Regions from separate parts of the Homo sapiens genome. Here all the other regions are linked to region 2. Evidence: chromatin loops called from intact Hi-C (ENCODE). Cell type or tissue: heart right ventricle. All regions are shown on one strand. Each heading gives the region's core, and the rest is flanking DNA. Links, peaks and the distances in the headings are about the cores only.

What was found. Hi-C counts contacts between places; a loop is a spot of excess contacts. Peaks named below come from ENCODE experiments on the same cell type or tissue, not always from the same donor. Only the 100,000 strongest peaks of a DNase experiment are listed, where the experiment ranks them.
Region 1: it touches region 2 in a loop (6-fold over the local background); 6 of 110 quality-filtered maps call a loop at or near these places.
Region 3: it touches region 2 in a loop (3-fold over the local background); 17 of 110 quality-filtered maps call a loop at or near these places.

What each region holds. Positions count from the first base shown.
Region 1 is chr2:46,566,473-46,572,067 of GRCh38, forward strand. All of the region lies in intron 2 of RHOQ (ras homolog family member Q), which reads left to right. It overlaps RHOQ-AS1 (RHOQ antisense RNA 1), which reads right to left. Exons shown (of 2, transcript NR_104182.1): 2 at 1,784-3,098. Among named protein-coding and RNA genes, the nearest start is that of RHOQ-AS1, 11 kb to the right of the region's middle. RefSeq lists an enhancer at 4,189-4,288. In heart right ventricle, for the core only: no CTCF peak of the experiment used is centred there; no DNase peak of the experiment used is centred there; H3K4me3 peaks cover 829 bases; H3K27ac peaks cover 4,923 bases.
Region 2 is chr2:46,487,932-46,493,526 of GRCh38, forward strand. No RefSeq gene overlaps it. Among named protein-coding and RNA genes, the nearest start is that of TMEM247, 11 kb to the left of the region's middle. RefSeq lists enhancers at 2,108-2,640, 2,483-2,782, 2,641-3,173, 2,803-2,862, 2,973-3,022. In heart right ventricle, for the core only: a CTCF peak has its summit at 2,782; DNase peaks (open chromatin) are centred at 1,680 and 2,840; H3K27ac peaks cover 3,706 bases.
Region 3 is chr2:46,598,451-46,604,045 of GRCh38, forward strand. The region is part of intron 4 of PIGF (phosphatidylinositol glycan anchor biosynthesis class F); the gene reads right to left. LOC124906003 (a long non-coding RNA gene) reads left to right here. Exons shown (of 2, transcript XR_007086307.1): 2 at 2,144-5,595. Among named protein-coding and RNA genes, the nearest start is that of PIGF, 16 kb to the right of the region's middle. In heart right ventricle, for the core only: a CTCF peak has its summit at 3,099 (motif pointing left); no DNase peak of the experiment used is centred there.

The DNA.
Region 1 (5,595 bases), core at 246-5,245, 78 kb after region 2:
CTAGCTGTCAACTGCTGTCCCTTAGTCTAAGCTTCCATCTTCTCTCAGCTGAATTACTATAATAACCTCTCCCCTTATAAGCCTGACTGCCTAATTCATTCTTCTCAAAGTAGCCTGGATTATCGTTTTCAAATTTTGTGACTTTTTTGCGGGGGTCGGGGGCTCACCTTTTAATGACTTTCCATTGCAGGTGGGCCCTGCAGAGGGGTCCAAGCTGACTCCCTCTCCAGCCCCACCTGTCACCTGGCCTTTCCCTGTGGTCTTCAGTATGTCAGGGCTTTTCTGCCTTGGGACGTTTGCATACATTGTCTTGTTGTCTGTCTCCTTAAGCGGTCCCTCAGGTCTCAGGTTGAACATCACCCCTGCAGAGAGGTCTTTCTTGCCTGCGCAGACTGAAACTCATCTTCCTGGTTATTCTCTCTCCCAGAACCTGGCTCTTTTCCTTCATAGCACCTGTCCCAATTTGCATTTATAGTCATTTTTGTCCCAATTTGTTCAATGCCTGATTTGATACCTCAATTTTATCAGACCCATCTCCCATTTTTATAACAAATACTTCCTTTTTACTTATCCTCAAATGAAATCTATAGATAATATAACCTCCCTATACATGTAATTTTAAATCAGTATAACATCCTGGCAGTGATATAAAGGAGAAATAAAAAGGAAAGTAATTCATCATAAAACTATTTATTTCAGTGTTAAATTCCTAAACTCCCAAGGCTGACTACTCCAGAAATCATAATGAAGTAATCAGGCCTGCACCTATTAGGTAAAATGACCACGAATGCAACAGTTACAAATATTGGCTAACATAGTTATTTTTTATTAGTGACTCAGATACTAACAGCAATGTAGCCAGTGGCATGTGGTTTTCTGTGATGGTAAGTAAATCCTGTGATGTTTGTTTTTTCTTTTTCTTCTTTTTTTTTTTTCTTTGAGACAGGGTGTCGTTCTGTCACCCAGGCTGGAGTGCAGTGGCATGATCTCAGCTCACTGCAGCCTCAATCTCCCAGGCTCAAGTGATCTTCCCACCTCAGCCTGCCAAGTAGCTGGGACTATAGGCACACACCATCACACCTGGCTCATTTTTTATTTTTGTAGAGATCGTGTTTTGCCATGTTGCCCACACTGGTCTTGAACTCCTGGACTCAAGCAATCCACCTGTCTCAGCCTCGCAGAGTGCTGTGATTACAGGCATAAGCCACTGCACCCAGCCTCCTGTGATGTTTCAAACAAAATAAAGTTCAATCTTTCTCCTTCAATGTGGACTGAAATTACCTTCCTAGAAAATTCATTAAAGTCTGAGGGCCGTGGCTCATGCCTATAATCCCAACATTTTAGGGGGCTGAGGCAGGATAATTGCTTGAGCCCAGGAGTTCGATACTAGCCCAGGCAACAGAGCAAGACCCCTGTCTCTACAAAAAAAAAATAAAATAAAAAAATTTCTGACTAGCTGGGCATGGTGGCATATGCCCGTAGTATCAACTACTCGGGAGGCTGAGGTGGAGGCTAGAGCCCAGGAGGTCAAGGCTGTAGCAATCTGTGATCATGCTACTGCACTCCAGCCTGGGTGACGGAGTAAAACCCTGCTCAAAAAAGAAAAAGTTTAAAATATGCACTAAAGTTATGCCAAAAAACTTTATTTTTTTATATATGCAGCAGGATCAGGTCCTAGATTCATGCGATTATAAAAGGTGTTCCATGGTGAGCAGGTCTATGCAAACCTACCTTCAAAGGCCAAGGGAGCTGAGAGGCTGAAGAAAGAGACTGACAAATCCAGTTTCTCAGAAAGAAATATTTAATAGAGACTTAGAAACAGAAACGATGTCTAGGTAGGCCAAGAGATGGTGGATTCTCACAACCAACCTCCAGAAAGTATCCTTTATATAGCAAGCTTTTAGGGTAAAGACACAGGAAGCTCATCATCCCTGACTTCCTTTAGAAACTCATGACCACGGGGAGGTTGTGAGGGCTTATCTGTGCTACTGGACCACCTTGAATTGTAGGCGTCAAACATTGGTCATCATGGCAGTTTTACTTCAAGATGGATCACTCTTGCTATGCAACAGGCTGTTTTCCCACAAAAGAGTTTTTCATGTTTATGAATGTCTAGCAGTACACTCACTAGTCATGCGGGCCTGGAGCTGGTTTTCCTCATACAGGTCATTGTGGCACCACGGCTCCCACCCTTAAATGCTAGCAGAGTTTCCCCATTCATTTTGGCAATTGACAGCACCTCCCAAATGTCCGAAATGCCCCCCAGACATAGGGTGGTACTGCCCTAGCTGAGAGCCCTGTGCCTACTCCTCTGCTGTCCTCTACACAGAATGAGGGCAGGGTCTGTGTTGTGTTCACTCGTCTATACACAGCACTCAGCACCTACTTGCCAGATATTTGTGGAGTGAATGAATGTTCTATCAACATGAAATTTGTGCCAAAAAGTTAGGAAAGGAGTATACCACATGGAAATGTGACCAGACATTTACCTTCTTTCAGCATGCTTTAGGCCAGCTGACCTCTGTTTTAGTGCAAGAGACTTGTAATTATAGCTCCAGACAATATGGAATTTCAGCTCTAAATCCTTTACAACTGGGGAAGTCACCTCACCATGCACAGAAGAAATAGCACTGGCTCCGAAGTTGTGGTTTGTCTTTTTTTGGAAAGTCAGGCTTGTCTGCCAAAGAGCTCGAAACACTTGACCAGCTCTCTCATTTATCTTAACATGTGTATTTATTCTCCCTTCACAGATGGGGAAGTGAAGCTTGCCTGAGGGCTGTATTTAGCTAAGTCTTGATCCTCTGCCTTGTGGTGGTCAGCTTAGATAAAATGGAATCCTAAAACTTGATTTTTATCCCGTAGTGTGAACCTCCTCCCACATTAAATCTGCTAGTAGGGCTGCTCACAAGGGTAAGAAGTGTTAGTTTGAGTGTTTTTCATCATGTGACGTGGCGGTCTTCTAGTTCAGGGCCCTGCTTTTAGAGATGAGGAAGTGCCAGTTCGTCACAACACAGTTAGATAATGACAAGGCCAGTCCTCTAGCTGGTTTCTTTATGCTCCACCAGATGTAAATTTTCTCTCCGTTTCCTCCAGCCAACCTAAACAGGAGTTACAATCAGTCAGGTGGCCAAAAGGAAAGCACAATGGAAAAGAAGCCCAAGATCTAGTTCTCTAGCTCCTAAATAATTGGTATATTAATTAGGAGGCTGACTTATTATAAATCAAAACATATGAAGATGACAGTAGCTAAAAGTAAGAAGCTAAACCTTTAATTTCAAGAATTCTTTTACTAAGCGCTAATCAGGCCAGTGACATATAAATACCATTTCACAACTGAACTGAAAATTAAAAAAGAAAAGAAAACACCAGATGTTTGCAAAGTTTTTGAAAAACAGTGACCTCTTAAGAATTTATAGCACCTAAAAAAACCTTTCTCTTCCCCAAAATTTTCTTTAGTCCAAGAGTGCTGGGAGGTAGTAGGAAGTGGTAGGCAAATTCAGTAAACTCATCACTGGTGAGTTTTGAACCAAACTTACCAAAGTGTTTTCAAAAAGGACCCAACCCAGCTTCCTTGAAAAACAGAGTTATTTTTAAAGAGGTAAAAACTGATATTTTCATTTCACAAAGTTAAATATAAAATGAACTCAAAAGTGTCAAAATGACTGCACAATAGAAATGAGGTTTCAGGCCAGGCGTGGTGGCTCATGCCTGTAATCCCAGCACTTTGGGAGGCCAAGGGAGGCGGATCACAGGGTCAAGAGATTGAGACCCTCCTGGCTAACACGGTGAACACCCGTTTCTACTAAAAATACAAAAAATTAGCCAGCCATGGTGGCAGGCACCTGTAATCCCAGCTACTCAGGAGGCAGAGGCATGAGAATTGCTTGAATCCGGGAGGCAGAGGTGGCAGTGAGCCGAGATTGTGCTATTGCACTCTAGTCTGGGCTATAAGAGTGAGACTTCATCTCAAAAAATAAAAAAAAAAAAAGAAATGAGGTTTCATAGGCTACTCTGACCAAGCATTACCATAGACATGTTGTGATATATAAGTTAGATGTAGGAGAAAACAGTTGCATTCTCAGAAGCTGGCTTCATGACATGTGTCCTCTGGACTTCTGTGTAGCACCCTTTGAAGGGTGGAGGGTTTCAAGAGCTCGATGCCTGTTTTGGACTTCTCGCTAGAAACAGATGTTGTAGATGAAGATTACTACTGTGTGCCTTGGAAGTGACACAGAGAATTGCTACTGCACAGACCACAAAGCCACCACTTTTCAGGGATATTCTTACTTAGTTGTCATATGTTTTATGTCTCTCTTCACGTAGTCAGAAGCTGCTTTAGATTTGGGAAGGCTGGGGCTTATCTGTTACCCCTTGTTCTAGGTTGTTTCTCATTCTAGGTTGTTACAGAGGAAAACTCTAGTAGGTTTTGATAAATGACTATTTCTTACATCAAAGTACTATCCTGCATTATTTGGGATTGTAATACATTCCTATAGTACTTTATGGTCTTCAAAGCATTTGTCACTGATAAGTCTCCCGTTTTTCAGACAGAGAAACTAAGGCCCTAAGGAATAAGGGACTGGACTAAAGTCGCATTCCTAGCATGTTGGATACGTTCAAGTTCTCTCCATTCTGTAAGGACCAACTCAAGTGCCTCTTCCAAGAGGTCTTTTCTTAGTGTCCCCTCATTACTACTTTTTATATTTACCACATTCTAACTTGTAATATCATGTTCACATACATCTTATCTACCTTACCATGAACTTCCTAAGATCGAAAGCTGTTATGCATTTGTGTGTATCTCCTCACCTATCAGAATTGTTCTTCTTGGGTGCTAACCTGATGCACGTTCCCACACCAGCCTGCAGTTTCCTCTTCTAGGCTGTGGCTTGGAGGTCTGCAAGGCGCTGGAGTGGTGTCCAGGCACATTGTGGGCACTGCTGCACATTCAAGTGCATTGCCTTATTTTTAACATATAGATACTTAATGAGAGAGCTTTGTAAATGTTTATAAGGTGTTTTACAAATAGATGTTATTTGAATCTCATCCTTCCCTCCTTTATTTATTGCAGTTAGCACTGTTCTGGGCACATAGTAGGTGCTTAGTAATGTTTGTTAAGCATTTCTATATTCACTTGCTCCAGCTTACACTTTTATTCCCTCCTATTGTTGTATATGACTGTCTTTTTATATGTTTATATCTTGAATTCCCAACTAAACTGCAAGCTCCAGAGGGCTATAGTCTCAATAAATCTTTGCTGATTGCTTTTAAATAATACATGATAGCATACCAGCTAACAAAGCATGGCACAAGGTAAATCGTCCAATGTGAGTGTTTTTATTTAAGAAATGTTTTGGATATGTATTTTAAAATAGACATACACATCCCAAAAACATATATTTTAAACAGAGATCACTAAGGTAGGAGGGAACACCCAGGTCCACATGAAGGGGACAAAGAATAGTGCAGAAGTAAGGCTCATGGGCACTGCTGGCTGAGCTGCACACAGAAAGGGGTCTCCAGCTGATGGCCATTGGCTACATTTCTCTGTGGCATTGGAAGAGCTTTTGTTTCCTCTCAGAGCGCATTTCTTTA
Region 2 (5,595 bases), core at 288-5,287:
AGAATTAGAATTCTGATAGTATGAGTGGAGGGGGGAGATACTGAATTAAGCAAATAACTGGTGTATCATCCCTAATTCCTTAGGCCCAGCTCCCACTCCCTTCCTGAGCTGCTGAGCCAGAAAGCCTTGATGGGGTTGAAACCATCAGATGGAGCACAGCCGTAGCCAATCTGGGCCGGGCCACTGCTGCACTCTGCTTTAAGGAAGAGTACTGCATACCACAGCAGGGAGGTCATGGTTTTCCCTGGCCACACGCCTGGAGCCACTCTGCCTTCATCCTCCTGACCTCTGCCTGAAGCCCATGACCTGACACAATCAGGGCAGCAGACTGGGAAGGGCACTCCTCTCTGTGCTGGGTGCCCTCAGCAGAGCTGCAAGGGGAGGCAAGTTGGACTCCAGAGCCCCTTCCCTTCCTGATCCCAGATCCCACAGAGCAGAGCCCAGAGACAGTCAGGGGACTGTGATCATCCTATGGACACCAAGCTGCTAAAGTCTATGTATAAGAGATTGCACTCATTGCAAAGGACCACTAAGCTTCAGCCCAAATAATGAAGCACTAATAGTAAAGTTTCAGGCAGGCTTAGGGAGAGAAAGATGGGAAAATCTCTCCTGTTCCCTAAATGGAATATTGTAGGCTGCCCTCCTGAGCCCAAGGACAGGACTACAGTTGGAGAGACTCGGGGGCAGGAGGGTTAAGCCTTGATTCCAAAGGCCACTTTCCTGCCATGTCTATTTCTAGTCCCAAGTTAGCAGATGACTTGTAAGTAAGCAAGTCAGTTAAGTTTTCTAGGCTTCATTTGGGCGACCTCTAAATTATCTAGACTCTAACTCAGAAAAAAGAAGGACCAAAGTCTAGAGATTGTTCGAGAAATTCTGATTTAATTGATCTGAGATGACATCCAGAGATGATTTGTTAGCCTTACAAGTGCCCCAGTTGATTCTAATAAGCAATCAGGGTTGAAAGACCTAAATCCTTGCTCTTCAATGTGTGATCTGTGGATCAGCAGCATCGGCGTCTTAGAAATGCAGCATCCCAGACCCTGCCCCAGACCCACTGAAGCAGATGTGGTTTGACAGTACCCACCAGCCCCCAGCAATTCATATGCATCTTAAAGTCTGGGAAGCCTGTTATAGGTGATGAGACTCAATGCAATCTGTCCTGGTCTGTCCTGGGCTAGCGCGGTGGCTCACGTCTGTAATCTCGGCCATTTGGGAGGCCGAGGCAGGAGCCCAAGAGCTCAAGACTAGGCAAGGCAACATAGGGAGATCCCATATCTCCAAAAAAAAAAAAGCCAGGTACGGTGGCATGCACCTGCTGTCCCAGCTACTGGGAAGGCTAACAAGGGAGGATCACTTGAGCCTGGGAGGTTGAGGCTGCAGTGAGCTGTGATCGTGCCACTGCACTCCAGCCTGGGGGACAGAGCAAGACCCTACCAGAAAAAAAAAAAAAAAACAAAATCTGTTCTCTTTATGAAGACAATGCTCTTGGCCAGGAGGGTCTTCTAGGGGGAATGAGAGGGAGAACAACCGAGTGCACAGCCCTTCAGAAGTGCTATGGGGTTTCCATTAACCTCTGCCGCAGGCTAGGGGTGGCAGGAGCTTACTGTGCCACATCAGGAAGCTGAGCCTGTGGCAGCATATCTGCCCCTCCTCCCTTTCACCAGTTCATGCTCTGGGCTTCTGGGGAACCAAATGATTTCACCCTGCAGGCCAGGGCTGAGCAGAAAGTTCCAGAATGCCCTCAGGCCTGTGTCTGCTTCTGTCCCTTTTTTGATCTGACTCCCACGTGTAGCTTTGGGGAAATCTTGCTAATATACGTTCATTCATTATTTAAAGGTTGCTGCTGTTCTTCAGGAAGGTTAAGCATGATTAAAAGATGGGATTTTTCCACAGGGCACAGCAGAAAAGCTAGGGCTCCCACATTTTTAAGCTGTTTTGGCCAAGCCTTGTTGCATAATTCAAAGTCTGTGATTTACTTAGATTTAATTAGCCAAAGGAGCAGCAGCTGCAGGTTCATTAGTTAGTATTTATTAAGCGCCCTCAGAGGGCTTTTTAGGCTCTTAAGAGTGAAGTGGAGGATGGGTTTCGGACTTGCAAATTTCTTACACTTAAGTAGGAGGGGATTACAGATAGCTTCAGGAGGTAGGCATTTTTGTTCCTCAAAGAGAGCAAAGGGGTGGCATCAAAAGGCCTGAGCTCGTGGGGCAAATCCTACAAAGGGCCACGAGTCAGAGAGATGTCAGTCCCTCACAGGGTTATAGTGACAATTAGTGAGATAACAAGGTGGAGGCTGGTGGTGAATAAGAAGCTACACAGATGAGAGGTATCAGCCAGAGCAGGGAAGGGAAGTGACTGCTAACCTGAATTTCAAGAACTGGGAGAGGTGGGGAGGTCCGGCTCCTGAATTTGTGGGCCCAGTGCAAGAGGACAATGCAGTGTCCCATCATGAATTCCACGACGGTGACAGCAGAGCATTAAGCCATGTGGAGAGCCCCCACTGAGAGCAGGGCCCTGTGCCACTGCCCTGGCGGTGGATGACGGAGACCCCAGGGTTAAGGGGCTTTTGTGGTGCCTCTCAAATCTCACCCAGAGAGTGACTATCCTTGGCCTGTACTCCATCAACAGGAGGGAGGGAGGGAGCAGGCTCTGTGCATTTTGCAGGGGCAGGGACCGTTGGAGCAGGCCATTGGAGGAAGGAGTCTGGTGGCCCCAGGGCAAGTGGCCCCTGCATGCCTTCCAGCTCTGGGCGCAGAGTCTGCCTGCAGAGGCGCCTCTTCACAAGCAGGTCACGCTCTAGGCTTCCAGCTGCTAATCACAGGGGCTCTCCAGCTTGGGTGCATTTCCTCCCTCTGCTCCTGGCTTCCGCCCCAGTCCCATTCAGCTGATCATTCTCCGCTGGGCTAGAAAATCCAAAAATAGAAGAAAGCTACACTTTTTACCCCCTTGAGCCTCTTGTATCAAATGACACAGTCACTTTGCCTCAAACTTTTCATCAAAGCAGCCTTTGTAAGGTCCTGGGGCAGAAAGCAGGCCTTGGAAGACAGCCACCAGGAAGCCATGCAGAAAGTGCTGAGCAGGGGGACCCTTGGTGGAGGAGGTGGGGAGGGCAGGGTTTCAGGAGCTTCCCTCTGCCCCAGAAAGAGCCAGTGACAGACACTTGCTACCATGGGGCAGCTCTTCTCTGAGCACCAGCTCTAGCTTCAGGTCTTGGAAGTGCAAGAGCAGCAAATAGTGTGGCTGCACAGACCACCCATTGCCAGGGTTCAACAACCAGACCACAGAGCTCAATCAGTGATTAAGGAGCAATGATTGATCAATCAAATAAACAGAAGGAGTGTAAGAGACGATCTGAGAAAGGCTCTGTGAGCTAAAGCATTCTGTGACGGCTTCTTGAAAAGGAAGCTCACCCTTGCCGAATACCTAGGATGTATTGTACCCTGTCCAACACTCTCATGTCATCTATTTTATCCCATAGCCCTCCATGAAGGAGCACTGGTACGCACTAGATTAATCTGCCCAGGCTGCTCTAACAAAATACCACAAACTGGGTGGCTTCAGCAACAGATGCTCATTTGTCCACAGTTCTGGAAGTTGAAAGTCCAAGATCAAGGTGTTGGCAGGTTTGGTTTCCTCTGAGGCCTCTCTCGGCTTGCAGATGGCTGCTGCCTTCTCACTGCATCCCCACGTGGTCTTCCTCTCTGTGTGCATCCCTGGTGTCTCTCTGAATGTCCAAATTTCCTCTTCCAAGGACACCAGTCAGATTGGATTAAGCCCTCATTTTAACGCCATGACTTCTTTTTTTGATTTCAATAGTTTTTGGGGTACAGGTGGTTTTTGATTACATGGATAAGTTCTATAGTGGTGATCTCTGAGATTTTGGTGCACCCATCACCCGAGCAGTGTACACTGTACCCAGTACGTAGTCTAAAGCCCCTATCTCCAGATGAGGTCACATTCTGAGGTTTCGGGGGTTAGGACTTCAACACTTGAATTTTGAGGGGAGATAATTCAGCCCATGACGCCCACTTTGCTGATGAGAAATCAGACTCCGAGAGGTTCAGGAATTGCCCAAGCTTGCTCAGCCAGGAGGTACCAGAGACCAAGTGTGGCAAGGAGCTGAAAGATGATTGGAAGAAAACAAAGAACCGTGCTGCGTCTCATTCATTTAGGTTTGTGAACAAAGGTTCCGAGCTGGTTTGATAACATGGGAAGAGAACTGCTACTCCATTTCAGATGGCATTGTGTGGCCCCCTGTATATCTCTCTAGATATGTGTAGCTGGGGTAGTGGCTCCAGAGTTTTTCTGCTTATGAATCTACCCTTTTATTCTAACTGTTCCCGTGTTTCTTTTTTGTTTGTTTTGTTCTGTTTTTTTGAGACAGGGTCTCGCTCTGTCACCGGTGCTGGAGTGCAGTGGCGCAATCTCGGCTCACTGCAGCCTTGCCCTCCTGTGTTCCCACACTTCCCTCACCAAGCGCTAAGGAGGAAAATGTCTTTGAGAGGGGACAGATGTAAGGCCTCACTCACTGGCCCACCTGACCCACACACCTGCCATTTCATGAGTGGCAGCAGATCTATACTCAAAGGCCTCGGTAACTCCCTCTGGATCCCACCCCATGTCCTCTCCTAGGTCCCCTAAGACGGGAGAGTCAGTCTGTAACTGGCAGCCTGGGGTCTTCCCTCTTCAATCTGCTATGCCTGGCTCTTTTTCTGAAGACCAGGTTGGTATGTCCACTCTGAGACAGGAGTAGGTATAAGAAAGAAGAGGGAGGTGGTTGGGTAAGAGAGAAACCCTATACAGTTCACTCAGGCTGACTTTCACTTCTGAGCAATCTCCATAGCCTCACATACATAAAGCCCATAATATTTGAGCTAGCCTGAGTGGGTTCCAAGAAAACAATGATTGGAAGACTCTGGAAGCACAGTAGTTGGTAGAAAGCTCACCTGCTCTCAGGTATCAGGCCAACTTCAAAAGAACTCCAGATGACTGCCCTTAAGCAAACTCTATGCACTGTGGGAGAATCCTTGTTCTCAAAACAGATCAGTTAGGAAACTGAGCATGGTGGCTCATGCCTGTAATCCCAGTACTTTGGGAGGCCAAGGCGGGCAGATCACCTGAGATCAGGAGTTCAAGACCAGCCTGACCAACATGGCAAAACCTCATCTCTACTAAAAGTACAAAAATTGGCCTGGCATGGTGGCATGCGCCTGTAATCCCAGCTACTCGGGAGGCTGAGGCAGGAGAATTGTTTGAACCCAGTAGGTGGAGGTTGCAGTGAGCCGAGATCGTGCCACTGCACTCCAGCCTGGGTGACAGAGCAAGACTCCATCTCAAAAACAAAAACAAACAAACAAAAACAGATCAATTAGGGCCAGGGTCAGAAGCTCAGATGCCAGGAGGGCCCAGGTGGGCCAGATAAAAGTGGGAAGCTGGCCAGGCATAGCTGACTGGAAAGGAAGAAGCCGTAAAGCAGGAAGCCTCTACTCCTTTTTCCCTCCTTCCCATCTTCACCATGTGGAGATACATGCCCCATGTCCAACTCAAGGGCAGCCAGAAATCCAGACTTTTATGTGATACCTGCTGATTTTTAAATGT
Region 3 (5,595 bases), core at 456-5,455, 110 kb after region 2:
CCATAGGCCACATGTGGCCCAGGATGGCTTTGAATGTGGCCCAACACAAATTCATAAACTTTCTTAAAACATTATGAGATTTTTTTTTTTTTTTTTTTTTTTTAGCTCATCAGCTATCGTGAGTGTTAATGTATTGCATGTGTGGCTCAAGACAATTCTTTCCTTCCAATGCGGCCCAGAGAAGCCCAAAGATTGGACACTCCTGTAGTGGTTGCCTGGGCCATGGAGAGAAGAGTGGGAATAGGGTATGACTGCTAATAGTTATAGCTTCTTTTTGATGTGGTGAAATGTCCCAAAATTAGATTGTGGCAATGGCTGTACAACTGTGCCTATACTAAAAACCACTGAATTATACACTTTGAGTGAATTCTATGGTATACAGTTATATCTCAATAACACTATTTTTAAACAACAGCAACAACAAAATGAAACATTAAAACAGCTGACTGGATGCTTATAATTCAAGCACGGGGATGCACAGAACTAGGGACGGGGTAGGAACCTGACTTTCCTTTAGAGAATCCCAAAATGTCAGTACCATTTTCCCTCGAAAGAAATATTTCAATATTCTGCCTAGATGGTATAAGCCTGGCTCCCAGTACTTTGGGCCAACCAGGGGAAAGGGGCTAGGTGTAAGGTGGGAACTCATGGTTTGAGATGTAGGATTTCGTTTAAAACTTATTCCCCAAAGAGATTGTACCCAACAGGCTCAGTATCTGGGGACAGCTAGAATAGCTGGGATATGAAGGGTACAATTATATTTTCTTCACTTCTCCTCCCTGCACTGTTCAACTTCCATTGCTTGTATTAGTTTTTATTTACATTGTTCTACAACTCCAATTCATTCAATTATTTTCTTGATATAGTGAGTCCCTTTGATGTACAAACTGGAGAATCCCTTCATTTGTGAAAACTGTCTTCTATCACATCTTTGAATCATTTTTTGTTGGGTATTTTAGAGGCACTAACTAGTCTTGTTTGCATCCCTTTCATTTCTCCTCTATATTTATCACATCTTCTCTAAATGCTTTATTCTTCCCAACCCCCTCCCTACCCCGCATTCATTTTGATTAGCTCAAACCTTTCTTCCATGCTAAAACCTGACTTTCTAATTTGTCTGTTTCTTGATATTTTTAATTTATGTCCTGTAATAGTGACCTTTGCATTCTCAATTTATTTCACTAATTCTGCAATCTTCTTCTCCACGTCATTTTGTTTCATGATCTCATCTTTGCTCTTAATTTATTCAATTCATATCCTTAGTACTATTTTTCATGGTAAACTGTGTGGAGGTTTTTTTGTTTATTTTTGCTTCTAGGGTAGCACTTTCTTTCAGGCCAGATTCTTCATCTTCTGCACACCCCTTTTCCTTCTTCTATAGTGCATTTTTAGGGTTGTCATGCCGTTTCTTTTCTCTTGCTCACACTTCACATGGGCACACATCCTATCTTAACTAGCCCCAATTTTCCCTGTCTTGAAGCTGCCTTTTGAGGACTGGATGTTATTTTCTAATAAGTTTTCTGTAACATGAGGCAGGAAAGAGAATGGAGGTAGGGAGGCTGGGTAAGATAAATGCTATCTCTGTGATTCAGTTAGTAATATTCCACTGAAATTTAATAAATGGTGGTTCTATAATTGAGACTTAAAAATTCATGGCCAAGGCTTACGCCTCCTCTTAGAAATCAGATGAAGCTACTATAGTGCACAGTCTGCCCCCTTAGCAGATCCCTGTAGGTAGCAGCCCTGGTAGATTGATAAGAGGTAAAGAGGCCTGATGGGGAGTCAGGGAAACCTACACTCTATTGGTAGGAATATGTATGGGGGTATATACATATTCTTCAAATTATAACTTTAGTTTGACAGTGTCTGTTAACTTCCTTTGATCTAGGAATGTTACTCAAGTAATCTAGTCTACAAAAACCTTTGCACAAGTATACAAAATTATATGGAACAAAGATATACCTAACAACATTATTTATTATCATGAAAATTTGATATTAAACCTTAATAGGAAATTAGTTAAATAAATCATGGTACATGGAATACTTGTAATGATGATTAATTGCTCAACATTCATCTCAACCCTGATGATGAGACTAATTAATTAACTATTGATGATCCCATTCTGTTTCTCAATGATTAGGAAAACTCAAGGAAGAGAAACTGCTGCCATCCCACTACCAGCCTGAGGATAATAACAAGGAGAATCAGTAAGAAGCACAACCATACCATGACTATCTGTGTCTAGAACCATCCAATTTCCGTTATGTGACATAATCAGTTTCCTTATTATTCAAACCAATATAAGCTGAAGTTTTATGTTACTTATAGAGATACAGTAGCTAAGAATACTATGTAAGAAGAGGTAGATTATACACACACACAGATAACGATGTTCATAACACATTAGTGGGAAAAAAGTTATAAAGCCATGACTAGTTTAACTATTTTGTTTTAAAATTATATATATATAATTAATACAAAATTCGAAGAACATATAAAATCTGCTAGTTGTTCATTGCTTCCATGATAGCATTACTAGGATCTTTAACTTTCTATATTTTTCTGTTTGAATTTTTACTACAAACATTTATATACATTATTTTGTAATAAATAAGATAAAAAGAATAAAATAGGTAAATTCCTTTCTATTAACTAATTTCTAGCATCACTGACATTGATGTACTCTCATTTTGTAAGTTTCCATAATAAAGCTATTTGAATTCTACGGTTATTGGCTAATTTTTTCAAAGTTAAGGAATATATGCACAGTCAATAGGGCTCAGAATAAATAAATGGCTCCCCTGTGAACAAACTTAAAAAGTGACTACAGCAATGTTACAGGCCAGCCTTCATGACACTGTGCTCCAACTATTTGTCCAAATTATTTGACTCCACTGGAATTCATTACATCAAATATTAATTGAAGTAAACAGGCCATTTTGAGTGCCTACTACGTGCCAGACACTGTATCAGACACCTGAGGGTAGTTCATAGTAAACACTCATGGTTTAAATACACTGTCATCAAAATAGTGTTTGTTTAAATAGATTTAATTTTTTGAACTGCTAGTCTCTTCATCTAAAAAAGAGACACTGTACAACTCCTCCTAGTGGCTAAAGGTATTTTACAAAATTCTAATATAAATGTTTTCCTTCCCCACTGAATATTAAAACAAATGCCTCTTTGCCACTAAATTTTTTGCCCACATTTATACTAAATTATCTACTTTTTATATGAGTAAATCTTTGGTCACTCACTATATTTTCACTCTTAGTGTCCACAGTGGTTGCTTCAATATAAAATCTATTTCAATACAAAGATGACAAAAAGAGGCCTATTATCTTTGTCTACACAAATAGGTCTTATTGAATGTTTTCACCTCGGCTAGATCACTACTCTTGGCAAGATTTTTGTTTAGTACTATTCAGGAATCTATTTAGTTCACCAAAAGTGATCAACTTCTAACTTAAACATTCAAATAACAGCATAAAAGAACTGATATGTCAAAAAACAAGTTTCAATGAACTATATGGGTGTATAGTAGTCAGATTATTACTTTCCTTTATAAGAAAGTCTGCAAATGAAAAAAAAAATAATTTTAATGCCAATGCAATAACTGAATTAAATTAGTACAAACTGAGTATATTATTTAATAAGTATACCAATAAGAAGCTGGCAGAATATTTTAAGAAACCAAATGACCTTGTCTACTTCCAAGTTTCTTTATAATAGTATTCTTTTGTTTTGTTTTCCTGGAGTAACTTAACATTTACTGTAAGGAGAAATCCTGTTAAAATAGTGTCTTTTAGTTATGTATAAAATCCCAATAGTATCAGAATTGATCCTTAACTTGTAGGATGTAGTTCCTATACAGTTCACAAGCTCAAAGCTTTGTTGTTCTCTGTCGTCACATGACTATCATGTGTTCAACATAAGTTTTCTACAAACATGCAAATAAATACATTAAAAACTAGTATATAAACTTATTTCACTTAAAAATATTATACAACATTTATATTGATTCAACACTAATTGAGATATCATGCCAATTCAAAATTAGCCTGTTCACACTGAACATCTGAATTATTCACATTTTAATAATACTAAAAGGGCTGTCTTTAAGTTAAAAAAAATACACACAAAACTCTACTGTGTTTTACATATTAAAATACAGGATGAATGATAAAAATATTTAAAGCTCTAAAATCTTCAGTTGACACTTCAAGGTATTTTAAATACTTTTTATTAATTAGAACTACAGCATAAGAACTTCAAATTGAAATTTTAATTTCTGTTCTAAATTATTATTGAGTAGGAAAAAGCATGTACTATTCATGTATTTTGTACAATCTCCTTGAATAATAATAGAATTCTTTGAAATTAAAGTTGTGACTCAGGAAGTCCTAGCTAGAGCAATCAGATGAGAGAAAAAAATAAAGGGCATCCAAATTGGAAAGAAAGAAGTCAAATTATCCTTGTTTGCAGATGATATAATCGTGTATTTGGAAAAACCTAAAGACTACCAAAAACTATTAGAACTGATAAACAAATTGAATAAAGTTGCAGGATACAAAATCAACATACAAAAATCAGTAGCATTTCTATATGCCAACAGCAAATAATCTGAAAAAGAAATAAAAAAGTAATCCCATTTATAACAGCTACAAATAAAATTAAATATCTATGAATTAACTTCACCAAAGAAGTGAAATATATCTACAATGAAAACTATAAAACACTGATGAAAGAAATTGAAGAGGACACAAAAAATGGAAAGATATTTCATGTTTGTGAACTGGAAGAATCAATATTGTTAAAATGTCCATACTACCCAAAGCAATCCACAGATTCAATGCAATCCCTATCAAAATACCAACACTATTCTTCACATAAATAGAAGAAACAATCCTAAAATTTATATGGAACCACAAAGACCCAGAATAGCCAAAGCTATCCTGAGCAAAAAGAACAGAACTGGAAGAATCACATTACTTGACTCAAATTATACTACAGAGCTACTGTAACCAAAACAGCAAGGTACTGGCATAAAAACAGGCACATAGACCAATAGAACAAATAGAGAACCCAGAAGTAAATCCATACATCTACAGTGAGCTCATTTCATCAAAGATGCCAAGAACATACACCGGGGAAAGAGCAGTCTCTTCCATAAGTGGTGGCAGGAAAACTGGATATCCATACGCAGAAGAATGAAACTAGACCCCTAACTCTCGCCATATACAAAAATCAAACCAAGATGGATTAAAGACTTAAATTTAAGACCACAAACTATGAAACTACTAAAAGGAAACATTGGGGAAACTTTCCAGGACACTGGATTGGGCTAAGATTTCTTGAATAATACCCCACAAGCACAGGCAACCAAAGCATAAATGGACAAATGGAATCACATCAAGTTAAAAAGCTTCTGTACAGCAAAAGAAACAATCAAGAAAGTGAAGAGACAACCCACAGAATGGAAGAAAATATTTCCAATCTATCTATCTAACAAAGGGTTAATAACCAGACTATATAGAGAGCTCAAACAACTCTACAGGGAAAAAAAACCCCTAATAATCCAATTTACAAATG